Regions from separate parts of the Homo sapiens genome. Here region 1 is linked to region 2. A link is an interaction called in ENCODE POLR2A ChIA-PET data of the cell type or tissue named here. Cell type or tissue: Panc1. All regions are shown on one strand.

Evidence for each region. Peaks named below come from ENCODE experiments on the same cell type or tissue, not always from the same donor. Only the 100,000 strongest peaks of a DNase experiment are listed, where the experiment ranks them.
Region 1: POLR2A ChIA-PET joins it to region 2 with 6 read pairs; 2 of 35 experiments call an interaction of 5 or more read pairs at or near these places.

Annotation. Positions count from the first base shown.
Region 1 is chr9:37,833,999-37,838,998 of GRCh38, reverse strand. All of the region lies in intron 2 of DCAF10 (DDB1 and CUL4 associated factor 10), which reads right to left. It also overlaps the pseudogene MRPS10P5. Among named protein-coding and RNA genes, the nearest start is that of DCAF10, 36 kb to the right of the region's middle. In Panc1, no CTCF peak of the experiment used is centred here; no DNase peak of the experiment used is centred here.
Region 2 is chr9:38,009,917-38,014,916 of GRCh38, reverse strand. The region is part of intron 2 of SHB (SH2 domain containing adaptor protein B); the gene reads left to right. Among named protein-coding and RNA genes, the nearest start is that of SHB, 57 kb to the left of the region's middle. RefSeq lists a silencer at 3,256-3,315 and an enhancer at 4,190-4,822. In Panc1, no CTCF peak of the experiment used is centred here; no DNase peak of the experiment used is centred here; H3K27ac peaks cover 957 bases.

The DNA of each region.
Region 1 (5,000 bases), 180 kb after region 2:
TAAACCTAATATTATCTCAAAAACATATTGCCATTATTAAAGGTTTATTAACAAAATCATGTTTAATGGCTGAATAGTGTTCACTGTATGAAGAACTGAAACCTTTTTTCTTTTTAATTTTTTTTTTTTTGGAGACAGAGTCACGCTTTATCCCCCAGGTGCTCACTGCAACCTCTACCTCCTACATTCAAGTGATTCTCATGCCTCAGCCTCCAGAGTAGCTGGGATTACAGGTGCCCGCTGCGATGCCCAGCTAATTTTTGTATTTTTAGTAGAGACAGGTTTTGTCAGGTTGGCCAGGCTGGTCACAAACTCCTGACCCTCAGGTGATCTGCCTGCCTCGGCCTCCCAAAGTGCTGGGATTACAGGAGTGAGCCACTGTGCCCGGCTTCTTTTTAAAATGAATATGCAATTTTTGGGTGTTTGGATTGCTTACAATTTTTTACTACTAAAAAACACTAAGATGAGCATACTTACAGCCAAATATTAATCACATCCCTATGTATTTCTCTAAGTATATTTCCAGAAAAACATATTGCTAAGTAAAATGAGATTTTTTTAATGTAAGTTTTTTTTAATGTAGCCAAATTGTTCTCCAAAAAATCATACCAATATGGAGTTGCATCAGCAGTTAGGAGAGTGTCCATTTTCCCAAATCCTTGCCACATAGGTCTTTAAAAAAACTTTCTCCTAAGTGCTAGGAAAAAAATCATCTTGTTTTAAGTTGAAACTTTTATGTTTAGTAAAGTTGAAACTTTTTCACATTTATTAGAAAAATATATTTCTTTGCTGTTCATGTTCCTTGCTGATTTTACAACTGCAGTATTATTTTAATTACTGAGTTGTAAAAAAAATCTTTAAAGATAATATATCCGTTTTTCAAACACTGTGCATTGCATATATTTTCCACATATTTCTATCTTTTATATGGTTTATGTTTTCTTCCCATATCAAAATTTTAATTTTTTTTTTTCTTGAGACAGGGTCTTGCTCTGTTGCCTGGGCTGGAGTGCAGTGATGATTATGGCTCACTGCAGCCTTGACCTCCCAGGCTCAAGCAACCCTCCTTGTCTCAGCCTCCTGAGTAGCTGGGACTATGGGCACATGCCACCATGCCCAGCTAATCAAAATTTTAATTCTTTTTTTTTTTTTTGACACACAAGCAGTATGTATTCAACACACTGATACCTGATAGCATGTCAGGAAAAGAGAACAGGCAATGCAGTTTAAGGGGGGAAAAACTGAGAAGTCATAACTACTCCAAAGATGTGAAGGAAACCACAAAAGACATGGACCTGCTTCTACTATAAAAAGAAAATGAAGCACTTCTCTGGGGTTGCTATACCAACTGTTTCAGCCCATTGTAGTCTTGCCTCTTTCAGGGCTTTAGCCACTATTTCATTTCATGGAAAAGCAGACATCTCCTAACAAACAGAGTGACATTTACCAAAAGAAAGAGGGCTTATCAATGAGAAGCTTAGTAAAGAAAAATATTTACCTATGCTTTGCACAATTTTCTTTTCTTTTTTTTTTTTTTTTTTGAGATGGAGTCTCGCTCTGTTGCCAGGCTGGAGTGCAGTGGCGCGATCTCATCTTACTGCACCCTCCATCTCCCAGGTTCAAGGGATTCTCCTGCCTCGGCCTCCTGAGTAGCTGGGATTACAGGCACGTGCCACCACGTTCAGCTAATTTTTGTATTTTTAGTAGAGACGGGGTTTCACCGTGTTAGCCAGGATGGTCTCCATCTCCTGACCTCGTGATCCGCCTGCCTCGGCCTCCCAAAGTGCTGGGATTACAGGTGTGAGCCACCGTGCCCGGCCTGCTTTGCGCAATTTTCAAAAGCCATTATTTCTATGCAATTTTGGGTACTTACTACAGTGCTGGATGCAAAGTTTATGCAGTAAAAGCTTATTGAATGAATGAATCACAGGATAAATAATACAACTAGTAATTTCTTAAGATCATAAATTCCATTACAGTAACCCTGGTAGGCAACTCTATAAAGTTCTGGGCTCCAAGAAGAGGTCAGTGCATGCCATAAATGTGTTTGATCTACTGTGAAGTATATTCACAGTCTTCAAAATGTAACGCTTAAATGAGATAAAATTGGTTGGTTACCACCCCCAAATTAGCATATGCCAGCCTGCACAAAGGTAAATAGCAAAAACTTTAACTGCTCAATCTGAATTAACCAAAGATTCCTTCTAGGAATCTTAAAAAAAAAAAGTAAGGGTGTGAACACTTCAAGCACTTATTTTCAGATGCATCAACTGACATAAATTAAAAATGGTACAAACTAATAATTGAACACCAGTAGCATAACAAAATAGAATTTTCACTCTTTCCGCTTTGAGTCAAAGTGGTTTGCTCATGTTTGTTGAAATCAGAACTGAAACAATGACATGTACAAAAAAGAGTAGATAAAAGTGGTTCTTGCATTAAAGTTCCATTCCCTGCTCTCAGCTGATGAGGGCACGAGAACTCAATAGAGCAGTTAGGGCAGACTCAAATCATCTCAGCTGGAAGCACTCTCCACTTAAACATACTCATCTGGCCCACCCTCATTTCAAATTCAGGCAAAAATGGCCTCCCTGAGGCTTTAAGACTTGCTTTCTTCTTTTTCTTCTGATAGTGTTTCCCAGATTGGCTCCTTGATGTGTTCTGGTAACTGTTCTAATTGTGTCTTTGTTACTTCCATGGCAACCCTTTCAGGTAAGTTTCGCTGAATATATTCCACGTAGACATCTGCTGTGCTTCCAGTTAGATGTTCTAACTCTAAACATCTGTAAAGTGTTCTCATTTCATACTGAACTCCGTGCTTCTTATAAATATGCACTGATATGAGAAGAGTAAATCGCTCTATTTTCCTTGGAGGTTCGTGTACTTTAATAGAGATACCAAGTTCTTTAGCATCAAGCACAGCAAAATATTCATAACTGTCCAATACAGCCTTACCGTGGCGGCGCGGACGGCGTTTGGGGCCGTGTGCCGGCGCCTCTGGCAGGGATTGGGGAATTTTTCTGTAAACAGTTCTAAGGGCAATATAGCCAAAAATGGTGGCTTTCTTCTCAGTACCAATATGAAGTGGGTACAGTTTTCAAACCTACACGTTGATGTTCCAAAGGATTTCACCAAACCTGTGATAACAATCTCTGATGAACCAGACACATTATATAAAATTTTAATTCTTATATTGTCAAGTCCATCTTTCCCTTATAGATTTACCTTTACTGATAATGTTTTTTGTTGTTGTTGTTTTGAGACTGAGTTTCACTCTTGTTGCCCAGGCTGGAGTGCAATGGCGTGACTCTCAGCTCTCTGCAACCTCCGCCTCCCGGGTTCAAGCGATTCTCCTGCTTGAGCCTCCTAAGTAGCTGGGATTACAGGTGCCCGCCACCACGCCCAGGTAACTTTTTTTTTTTGGACGGAGTCTCACTCTGTCTCCCAGGCTGGAGTGCAGTGGCGCGATCTCGGCTCACTGCAACTCCACCTTCCGGGCTCAAGTCATTCTCCTGCCTCAGCCTCCTGAGTAGCTGGGATTACAGGCGCCCACCATCACACCCGGTTAATTTTTGTATTTTCAGTAGAGACAGGGTTTCACCATTTTGGCCAGGCTGGTCTCAAACTCCTGGCATCAAATGATCTGCCTGCCTTGGCCTCCCAAAGTGCTGGGATTACAAGCGTGAGCCACCACACCCGGCCCCAGCTAATTTTTTTTACATTTTTAGTAGAGACAGGGTTTCAACATGTTGGCCAAGTGGGTTTTGAACTCCTGACCTCAACTGATCTGCCCACTTCGACCTCCCAAAGTGCTAGGATTACAGGTATGAGCCACTGCGCCCGGCCCTGATGATGCTTTCTAAAGTAAAACTAGTTCAATGACTTCCATATTTGACAGAAATTATGTGACTGAGACTGAGCACAGTGGCTCACACCCATAATCCCAGCACTATGGGAGGCCGAGGCCAGCTGATCTCTTGAATTCAGGAGTTTGAGACCAGCCTGGGCAACATGATGAGACCTCGTCTCTATGAAAAATACCAAAATTAGCCAGGTGTGGCACGAGCCTGTAGTCCCAGCTACTCAGGAGGCTGAGGCAAGAGAATCTCTTGAGCCAGGGAGGCGGAGGTTGCAGTGAGTCGAGATAGCACCACTGCACTCCAGCCTGGGCGACATGAGTGAAACCCTGTCTCAAAAAAAAAAAGTACGTGATTGAGAAAAATACGTACAAAAAATATTTTCTAAAAAGCTACTGGAAAGTTAAAGTTTTAAAATAAATTGAGCATATTCATACATTTGAAAAGTTTTTAAAAAATAACAAAGATATTTTATTCGGTCTACAGAAAATACTTAATGCACAGATGGATTTAAAACCCCAGTGGGGTTATATTGCTGTAGGCCACAGTGGTCTGAGAGTTTTAAGGAAGAGAGATTATTAGAATGAGAGTTTCAGAAAGATCTCTGAACTGGCTAGGTTTCCAGACTGTTGGACTTTCATAAAAAATAGGGGGATTAGCTTTTTAATTTTTCTTAATAAGGTCATTTAAAAAACTATAATTGTTGCATGAAAGGATATTTTAATACCAAAAATATAGAAAAATATAAAGTTGGAATAAAAGCTAATAGTTTTGAATTGAATAAGTTTAATGAGAAATTCAATACTTTGACTTTAATTGGCTCATTTTTGCCTCAAAATATTACTTATTAAAAACTTTGATATTGGAAGTTGCTGTTTAGTAAAACATAAATTTAAAAAAAGATGGCTGGGCACAGTGTCTCACTCCCGTAATTCCAGTACTTTGGGAGGTCAACAAGGGCGGATCACCAGAGCTCAAGTTTGAGACCAGCCTGGGCAACATGATGTAACCCCATCTCTACTAAAAATATGAAAATTAGCCAGGTGTGGTGACGCCTGCCTGTAATATCAGCTACTCGGGAGGCTGACGCAGGAGAATCGCTTGAGCTGGCGGGGCGGAGGCTGCAGTGAGCCGAGATCGCAC
Region 2 (5,000 bases):
AAGAAGGGAGAGGAAGCGGCATTTACTGAGCACTGAGCGTGTGCCGGGTCCATGTCCAGCGTCAGCTTATAGGGCTGTGTAGCCGTGCAGGTTGATTGTTGAAGGATCTGGGTGCACCTTCTAGGCTCTGCCTTTGCTGTTCTCTGCCTCCTGCTCCTCCTGTTCATGGAAGGAGATTCTCTGACCACCAGTGTGGCCTCCAGAACACTTAGCCACTTCGTGAGGGCCAGGGCAGAGAGCAGTGGACCAGAGGGACTTAGGTCCAGACTTCTGGAGCATCCCTCTCATGCCCACTCCCATCTTTCTAATCTCCTCTGGCAAAGCAGCCTCAGTGGGCAACAAGAGGCCAAGAGTTGAGCTTGTGTTTGGATCTGGGGTCCTGAGGGAAGGCAGCCTGCTGTCCTCCAGTGGCTCAGGGAAGCAGGCTGGCTGGGGGAGTCCTCACCACAGATGTGATGCATGCCTGGGCCCTGCGACAACCACAGCCAGTGCATGCCCTCACCTCCATCAGGCTTGGTGAGACACCAGCTCTGTGGAAGCCCCAGGACCAGCTCCAGCCCTTGGGCTGTGGCCTGCGGCCTGCACCTCCCTACAGCTCTGTCAGTCTTGCATTCAGCAGGCGTTGGCTCCGGTTTAAAGGAGCAGTGGTTACAGGAGCGACTTTGGGTCATGTTCAGAATGTCAGGGTGGGGAGGGATCATTGAGGTCATCTAAACCTAACAGCCTCATTTTACAGATTGGGAAACTGAGGTTGGGGCGGGGGGGACAGAGACTTGCTTGAGGACGCACAGTGAATTGATGGCAGAGTACAAAGTATGGCCTGCGCTTTGCAAACTTTGGGGTGGGGTACTGAAGGAAGTGTAGTGTTTGCATCAGATGCTGGGGCACCTAGACATGAGGAAATGGCAGGAGCCCCTGCCAGGGACCAGACTCCATGCTGGGCACTTTGACATATACCCTCATTAAGCCTCATTATGTTTCTTCATCATGAGGCTGAGGGAAACTGAGAGGTTCGGCTCCTTTCCTGGAGTCGCACCAATAGAAGTAAGTGGCTTGCCCTGAGTGCAGAACATGGGACAGGGGCTGAGGTCCCATGGAGCCACAGGCAGGATGTTGTTACAGGAGTCCACACTCGGGAATGGAAGGGGGATGGGAGAGGGCATCTGCTGGGAGCCCCAGTCTCATGGAGGGTTTGCCCCTGCCTGGTGCCTTAGGAATGGAGCCGGAGTTCCCTACTGGGTGCTGCTGAAGACCTCAAAGGTGAGTAGTTGTTCACCTGGCTAGAAATTACCTGAGGAACTTCGGCTTTTTTTGAGACAGGGTCTTCCTCTGTTGCCCAGGCTGGAGTACAGTGGCATAATCTTGGCTCACTGCAACCTTCGCCTCCCAGGCTCAAGCAGTCCTCCTGCCTCAGCCTCCTGAGTAGTTGAGACCATAGGCACGTGCCACCGTGCCAGGCTAATTTTCTTGTAGTTTTAGTAGAGACGGGGTCTCACTGTGTCATCTAGGCTGGTCTGGACTGAAGCAATCCTCCCACCATGGCCTCCTAAAGTGCTAGGATTGCAGGCATGAGCCACTGCACCGACTTTGCCTTTTAAATGAGGGTACACCCCATGGGGTTAGGTCCAAGGCAGGGCAATTTGATTGAGGCAGTTTGATTTAGAACCTCTTAAAGACCTCATGCATTCTCTCTCCAAAGAAGCATTCTAGCATATGCTGCTCTGTGTTTGCATCCTAGCTTGGCAGCTGTGCCCTAGTTTACCCACAATTCTTATTTTTAAGAATATAGGTTATTAAAAGGGGTGTTTTCTGTTTGTAACGATCCTTGCTGAAGCTCCCTTTGACTCAAAATTATTTGTGTGTAATTCTTTGTGGCGTCACCCCAGTGATTGATGGCAGGGCTGCATATGGGTAGGATGAGCCATCAGTGCGTAGATGCTCCAGGAGGCTTGCAGAGCTGACGTGAAGCTTTTCGAAGGGGAGATGGTGGGGGAAGAGAGAGTGGTGCTGGTGATGGCAGTGGAGTGGGAGTGACATGGAAAAAGTTTAACCTTTTAGAATGATCCTTTTTGGATGATATTACATTTTATGTGTATGTGAGCGTGTAACTTGTAGTTACAGGGCATCATCTTGAATAAGTAAGCATAACGCTGACAAGAAGGCTGTGCCCTCCGTGTGCCGCAGGTGGCGTACCTGTACAGGAGGAGCGTGGGCTGGAGTCAAGCAGATATGGGATGGTCACTTGCCACCTGAATGACCCAGGGACCTCGGTTTTCCCCTGCAAAGCAGTAGCCTCAGAGCAGGCAGTCATTAGTGCTTCTAGCCGCTTTGGGCTGCTAACTGGCTGTGCGACGATGGGCAGCACGTTGTATGCCCCCATATTTACTTACATATGGAATGAGGGGCCGGTGATAACAACAACGGGGAGGCAGCTGGTAAGCTCTCTAGTACTTGCTTACAGCACTTGATGTCAGTTCTTAACTGGGTCCTCACCATTACCCTTTGGAGTATAGGCTGCCCACTTGACTAATGGAGAAACCAAGGCACAGAGAGGTTAAAAAACTAGCCCAAGACGTCCCAGCTGGTAAGTCAGTTGTGGGGCTGACTTCCTAGCCTGTTTGAACCATCATGTGGAGCATTCTTTCCAGGGCCTCTCCAGCCTTGGTGCACTGTAGTTTGGTTTTCAGATTCCCCAGCATAGCCGTCTTGGGCAGTGATTCACTGACGAGGCTTTGTCCTCTGTGTCCCTTGGCTCCATGCAGCAGGTGGTGGGGAGATTGGCCCAGCCCTGTGGACTACAGCTAGGATGGAAGGCGTGAGGAAGTGTGCCTGTTTCTCCCAGGGGCTCCTCTCACCCCTGCCCTCTAAATGCCTCAGCTTATCCTCTCCACAGGCTCCAGTTTGTGTCACCGGCAGGAGGTATGTTCTGCTTCCAAGATGGATGCTCAGCCCTTCACAAACCTCCGAGCCCAATTGTCTGGGCCTCACTTGCCATCCCCATCGCCTCTCTCACCCCAGCAGCATCTCTGGGGGTGTCTCCTTAAACCCTACAGCTCTATGGAACCTAGTTGGAGAACTAGTGACCTGGTCCAAGCTTTCTTTTTTATAGATAGGGAAACTGAGGCTCAAAGAAGTTATAATCCTTTTGAGATTTTTTTTAAAACCCACTGATTAAATGTGAAGCTGTCTTGTAAACCAGTGAACTGCCTATCCCCAGAGGTATCAGAGCAGAGGCAAGACAGCCAGCATTGGGCAGTGACATGAAAGGGAGTTGAGTCTCAGATGGGTGGCTGGCTCAAGCGACTTCTGAGGTCTGCATTAACCCTGAGCTCCCAGGATGCCATGTTTCACTGTGATCTGCGTTTTAAGCAGAGTGACTCACTAGTCACCCAGGACCAGCCCCACAAAGACAGCACCTGAGACCAACTGAATAGGAGGGATCTGGGTAGGGCTGGCAGCTTCCTTTCTCAGTGCTGGCCTGGCTAATTGTTCAGTCCTATTTCCCCTTTTCATCTTCCTTGACTCGTCTCTCAAGATCAAATTCTGGTCTTGGCCTTTTCTATGCCCTGCTGCCCATCTGGGCCTCAGTTTCCTTGTGTACAATTTAAAGAGAAAGTACCAGAGCGTTTCTGGGTTCCCTTCATGCCCCATCATCTCTGTATTTGGAATCCCCAGGCCAAGCCTCCTGTTGAGGCAGTGATCAGGCAGCTAGCTTCACAGCCCCTTCTTTCCCTCTTCCCCAGGTCTTGATCCCAGGCTTAAGGTCCCCGGATGCATGAAATCCTGCTGATGCAGCAGGAAGGGCGCTGGACACTGATCAGGCTGACTTGGGTGCCTGGATAGGTCAGGGTGCCTAGCCCACTGAGAGCCGTGGTGTCATGGTAAAATAGGGCCTGTGATCCTGATGCCCATGTGGAAAACAAACTTTGCACATGTGCATAAGATTGTTGTTATTAGAGGACAGAGGGCCTGTTTGTCCTTCCTGTGGAATGCTGTGCTGTTGAATTCTCTAGTTATTCCCTGTAGGATCACCTACCCACCTGGAAGTAGGTTGCACCCTTGCCAGTGCTGGAGCAGGTGGTCCCTGGGCCCTCTGCAGTGCGCTCGGTCATTGCAGGGGCTCCAGGCCGGGCTGTGTTGGAGACTACACCAAATAACCTGGGCAGATACCGCCACTGCCCTCCAGGAACATCCACAGAGCAGATAGGCATGGACCTGGAGTGGTCAGTGGTGGGTGCACTGAGATGAGCATGTGGCTCTCCAGGAGTTCAGAGGAGGGAACAAGGGCTTCCAATTTGGGTGATCCAAGTAGAGTGGGTTGTGGGAGGTGGCGGTGATGAGAACTGAGTCAGGCATCCCAGGCCGAGGGAAAAGCTTGAGAAAAGCATAGAGGTGGGCCCTTGTTGCTAGAGAGGAGTGGCTGGAGATGAGGCTTTTGATGGGATAATGATAGGAAAATCTCATGGGGCAAGAGCATGTAGAGACTGACTGGGATCTGGAAGCCCAAGTTAACCTAAAGGCACAGCGTGTTTTTGTGCCTGAGATCGTCTCTTCACTGGCCTTCAGCCCTAGGAATTCTCAGAGGTAACCAAGGAGTTATGGTGGCATGGATGACAGTCATTAGCTTTTGCAAAGGGCTTCCCTGTGTGCCAGGCACTGCTCCAAGTACTTTCCAGAGATTAGCTCACTTAATCCTCGCCTATGAGGTATAGGGATGTTCATCATCCCCATTTTACAGAGGAGAATACTGAGCCTCAGATTAAATAAGCAGCAGAAACAGAACCAAGATGCACCTTCTGGAGCCCTCGCTTACAACTAAAACACTCTCTCATCTGTCCTGTGTTCCCCAGAGTCTGAGGAATAATTGGAAAATTTAGTTACTTAGGCCGCCTTTTTAGATGTTACTAACCCTTCCTCTGGCATCCTTTATAAAACTGTTCAAAGTGTCATCTCACAGGATGAATCTTTAAGCATTAATTGAAAGCATTTTCACATAATTT